2 separate regions of the Homo sapiens genome follow, and region 2 is linked to region 1. Evidence: read pairs that join two places in POLR2A ChIA-PET (ENCODE). Cell type or tissue: PC-9. All regions are shown on one strand.

What was found. Peaks named below come from ENCODE experiments on the same cell type or tissue, not always from the same donor. Only the 100,000 strongest peaks of a DNase experiment are listed, where the experiment ranks them.
Region 2: POLR2A ChIA-PET joins it to region 1 with 12 read pairs; 4 of 35 experiments call an interaction of 5 or more read pairs at or near these places.

The regions. Positions count from the first base shown.
Region 1 is chr16:19,227,630-19,230,129 of GRCh38, forward strand. The region is part of intron 7 of SYT17 (synaptotagmin 17); the gene reads left to right. Among named protein-coding and RNA genes, the nearest start is that of CLEC19A, 57 kb to the right of the region's middle. In PC-9, no CTCF peak of the experiment used is centred here; no DNase peak of the experiment used is centred here.
Region 2 is chr16:19,090,754-19,093,253 of GRCh38, forward strand. LOC124903656 (a long non-coding RNA gene) reads left to right here and starts at 1,183. Exons shown (of 2, transcript XR_007065010.1): 1 at 1,183-2,500. In PC-9, no CTCF peak of the experiment used is centred here; a DNase peak (open chromatin) is centred at 1,508; H3K4me3 peaks cover 822 bases; H3K27ac peaks cover 2,500 bases.

The DNA of each region.
Region 1 (2,500 bases):
TAATGCCTTCCCCTTTCCAGTTCCTTCTCCCTGAAGTCATGCCTTTAATGTTCTGCTGTGTAGCATTCCACACTTTTTTCCTTGTTCACACAAACAATATCCACATACAGAGGGTTCTGTTCCTTTAAAACATTATTCATGAATTCAGCAAGTGTGTATTAAACACCTTCTGTGCCAGGCAGTGCTTCCAAGTTCTGGGAATAGAGCAGTGAACAAAACAGACCTAATCCCTGCCCTGGCGGAGCTTACCAGGACATTCCATGGATACCACACTGACACTTGCTTTGGTTTAATTAACAATGAATGTGTTCGTTGCCTTCAGATCAATATGAATACAAATGGATTTAACTTTTCATTTTTAATAACTGCATTAGATACTGTTGCATGATGTAGTATGATAAAAGCTGAGGTTATTTATTCTGGGGGTGGGGGGGTATGACAGAACTTCAGGGATTGTGATTAGAACTCCAGAAAAATACATGGAAGTATGGAAAATTTTGCATATAGTTGCAGAGGTTTTTTCGAATTCCTTGAATTCCATATGGTTACCTCATAAGGCTCAAACTACAAGGGTAGCCACACCACACCCCCTCTCCATACATCTTTTATTCAACCCACGGCACTTCAGGTGGCAACTGTCAGCTGGGGCAGTGGTCAGCTGATGCTGTCAGGGAAGTCCTGTACTCTCCATTCACAGAAGACCCGCTTCTCTCCTGTAAGTTTTGGGGCCCTGACTTGGAAGTTCAGGCTCCTCTGGTTAAAAGCTCGTTGAAAATATTCTTTCTGGAGAAGGAAGCATTGCCTGCCTGCCCCCTTAAATCAGGGATTCTCAACCCTGGCTGTACCTTAGAATTACCTGAGAGCTTTAAAATGCTACCAATGGCTGCACTGCATTCCGCAGAGACTCTAAAGCAACTGGACTAGGCTGAGGCACTGAGCATCTATAAGTAGCTATTTTTTAAAAACACCCCAGATATTTCTATTGCTCATTCATTGTTCCGAACCACAGCTGTGAGTGGAAATCCCAGCTAGGGTGGCAATTTACATAAAGGGTACTGGCTGGAATAATATGAGAAAGGTGTCTTAAGCCAGTATGTATCTCAGCAAAGCTACAGTTCTCCTGAACTCAGATTCATAAGGTTCTAACCTGCTTTATTTGTCCACTGAGAGAAAGAGCTGTCACCTCTAGGCCGAGGAACCAAAGCCCAGCCTATTAGCATGTTTCCAAACACTTCATAACAAAAGTAAGGTTGGTCTGCAATTTAGCATTTGCCGTGAATCCCTGGTAAAAGCCTGTAATTAGCTGGTAAGCTGGACTTTCTGAACACTTGTTTTCCTGTGTGGGAGGAGGATTTGTCTGCAATTTTCTATCAGGTGGTTTCTGCAGCTGAAGTTTAAAAATAAAAAATGAAAAGAGGGGTAAAATTGCTTTTCACCGCCCAAGATAGCAACACACAGCCCAGAGGGCTTCCAGGAAATTCAGGAAGGTTTACTGAACCAAAGTAAAGTGGAGCTGGCCACTGAGGTGATTGGGCTTTTACTGGATGTTGGGAAAAAGAAGGAAAGAAAGCGTATTAGTCCGTTCTCGCATTGTTACAATGAAATACCGAAGACTGGGTAATTTATAAAGAAAAGAGTTTAATTGGCTCATGGGTCCTCAGGCTGTACAGGAAGCATGAGGCTGGCATCTGCTTGGCTTCCCAGGAGGCCTCAGGAAACGTACAATCATGGAGGAAGGGAAAGAGGGATCGTGCACCTGACATGGCCAGAGCAGGAGGAAGAGAGTGAAGGGGGAGGTGCCACACACTTTTAAACAAGCAGATCTCAGGAGAACTCACTCACTATATAGTACCAAGGGAGATGATGCTAAACCATTCATGAGAAATCCACTCTTATGATCCATCACCTCCCACCAGGCCCCACCTCCAACATTAGTGTTTACAATTTCACATGAGATTTGGGTGGGGACACAGAGGCAAACCATATCAGAAAGGCAGAAAAAAGAAATGCAGCTTGATGGCAAATCTTCAAAAAGTTAAAAATAGAATTAGCATGTGATCTAGCAATTGCACTTGTAGGTATATACCCAAAAGAATTGAAAGCAGGGACTCAAACTCTTATTTGTACACCTACGTTCATAGCAGCTTTCCTTACAACCACCAACAGGTGGAAGCAACCTGAACATGCATCGACAGATAAATGGGTAAACAAAGTGGTGCATACATACAATGGAATATTACTCAGTCTTGAGTAGGAAGGAAATTCTGACCCATGCTACAACATGGATGAAGCTGGAAGACATTATGCTAAGTGAAACAAGCCAGATATGAGAGGACAAATGCCGTATCATTTCATTTATGTGAAATACCTAGAGTAGTCAAACTCATAGACAGAAAATAGAATAGAGATTATCAGGGGCTGGGGGAAGGACAGGATGGGGAGTTATTATTTAATGGGTGCAGACTTTCATTTGGGGAAGATAAGAAAAGTTCTGGAGGCC
Region 2 (2,500 bases), 140 kb before region 1:
TCATAGCATCCTCTTACAGATGCAGGTCCTTGGAAGCATCACCAGCCTTCAATCATAAGTTCCCTTCATCCTGTGCTGACCTTTCTGACCAGTCCCCTCATTCAGTTCCCTTCAATAAGCCTCTTTTCCATGTGCCTCTCTTTCCTGCCAGGATAGAAATCAACTCTCCAGAAAAGAACAGATGTTGGTGACTAATTGGAAAGGACCTGGGATGGTTAATTTTGTGTGTCCACTTGACTGGGCCACAGGGTGCCCAGACATTTGCTCAAACATTATTCCGGGTGTGTCTGTGAGGGTGTTTCTGGGTCCGATGAACATTATAGTCAATAGATTGAGTAAGGCCGACTGCCCTTCCTAATGTGGATGAGCCCTGTCCAATCAGTTGAAGGTTTGAATGGAACAAAAAGGCTGAGTAAGAGGGAGCGCCTCCTGTCTGACAGCCTGCAAGCCGGGACATCGTTTTCTTTCTGGCCTTCAGACTTGAATTGAAACATTGGTCTTTCTTGGGTCTCAAGTCAGTGACTTTTGCTGTTGTTGCTGATGGTTTTCTTGAGATAGGGTATCACTCTGTCACCCAGGCTAGAGTTCAGTGATCTTGGTGTGATCTTATGTCACTGCAACCTCTGCCTCCCAGGCTCAAGCAATTCTCCTACCTCAGCCCTCTGAGTAGCTGGGACTACAGGTACGCGCCACCATGCCTAGCTAATTTGTGTGTGTGTGTATATATATATATATATATATATATATATATTTTTTTTTTTTTTTTTTTTTTTTTTTTTTGTCGTGATGGGGTTTCACTATGTTGCCCAGGTTAGTCTTGAACTCCTGGACTGATACAGTTTGGCTGTGGTCCCACCAAAATCTTATCTTGAATTGTAGTTCCCCCAGGGGGAGATAATTGAATCATGGCGGTGGTTTTCCCCATCCTGTTCTTGTGATAGTGAGTGAGTTCTCATGAAATCTGATGTTTTTATAAGGGGCTTCCCCCTTTGCTGGGCACTCATTCTTCTCTCCCCTGCTGCTATGTGAAGAAGGACGTGTTTGCTTCCCCATCCACCATGATTGTAAATTTCTTGAGGCCTCCCCAGCCATGCAAAACTGTGAGTCAATTAAACCTCTTTTCTTTATAAATTACCCAGTCTCCAATATGTATTAGCAGCATGAGAACGGACTAATACAGGGACTTAAGCAATCCACCCCTGCCTTGGCCTCCCAAAGTGCTGGGATTACAGGCGTGAGCCACTGTGCCTGGCTCAAGTCAGTGACGTTTGGACTGGAACGACACTATCAGCTCTCTTGGGTCTCCAGCTAGCCAACTGCAGATCTTGAGACTTCTCAGCTTTCATAATTGCTCTGAGCAAATTCTTTATAATAAATCTCTCTCTCTCTCTCTCTCTCTCTCTCTGTGTGTGTGTGTGTGTGTGTGCGCGCGCGCATTGGTTCTGTGATTCTGTTTCTCCAGAGAACCCCAACAATTACAAGACCTCAAGATGAGTCAGTGATGAGTTTAAGGCTGAATGACTAGGAAAACGATCAAAATATAGGACAAAAATAAGGAAGTCAAGGGAAGTGATTCATTTCAGGGGAAGTTTTTTTGTTTATTTTTTCATTCACAAACATTTATTTGGCATGTGCCCTGTGCCAGATAGAATTCCAGCCACTGGGGATTGAAAGTTCCACACAGTTGCCTAAACTAGAGGCCAACATGTATTCTTTCTTCAGCCTCACCCTCAACATCTAATTAATCTTAAAACCTGAAATTTCACCTGCTTGCATTGCTTTCAAATCTATTTCCTTGACAGGTAGAGAGGTTTGGAAGGATGATCCTCAACTCGTTGGAGTCATTGTGTCTCCCTTTCAGATCCACAGCAGTTAGTAATGATTTCACTTATAGGTCAGAAGGACCATGGACCTATTTGAGGCATTTGGAGATTTATCATATGTGAAATTAGGAAATTGAAAGTTATTGGGATTGATCAAAGCACATGAACATAAAATATACTTCACATCTCCATACTTCTTAAGGTGATGAAGAAGGGTGTGGCTGATGATATTGTTTGTTGAGGGATCTGATAGTGTCCAAAGAAAAATTATCTGCAATTTTCTTTTCCCTTCCTTCCTTCTTTCCTTCCTTCTTTCCTTCCTTCCTTCCCTCCTCCCTCCCTCTTTTCTTTTCTCATTTCTTTTCTTTTCCCTCCCTCCCTCTTTCTTTCTTTCCTTCCTTCCCTCCTCCCTCCCTCTTTTCTTTTCTCATTTCTTTTCCCTCCCTCCCTCCCTTCCTTTCTTTCTTTCTTTTTCTTTCTTTCCTTCCTTCCTTCCTTCTCTTTCTTTCCTTCCTTCCTTCCTTCTCTCTTTCTTTCTTTCTTTTCTTTCCTTTCTTTTTCTTTCTCTTTCCTTCCTGCTTTTATTTCTTCTCTCTGTCTCTCTCTGTCTCTGTCTCTGTCTCTCTCTCTCTCCTGTTGCCTAGGCTGGAGTTTAGCTCACTGCAACCTCTGCCTCC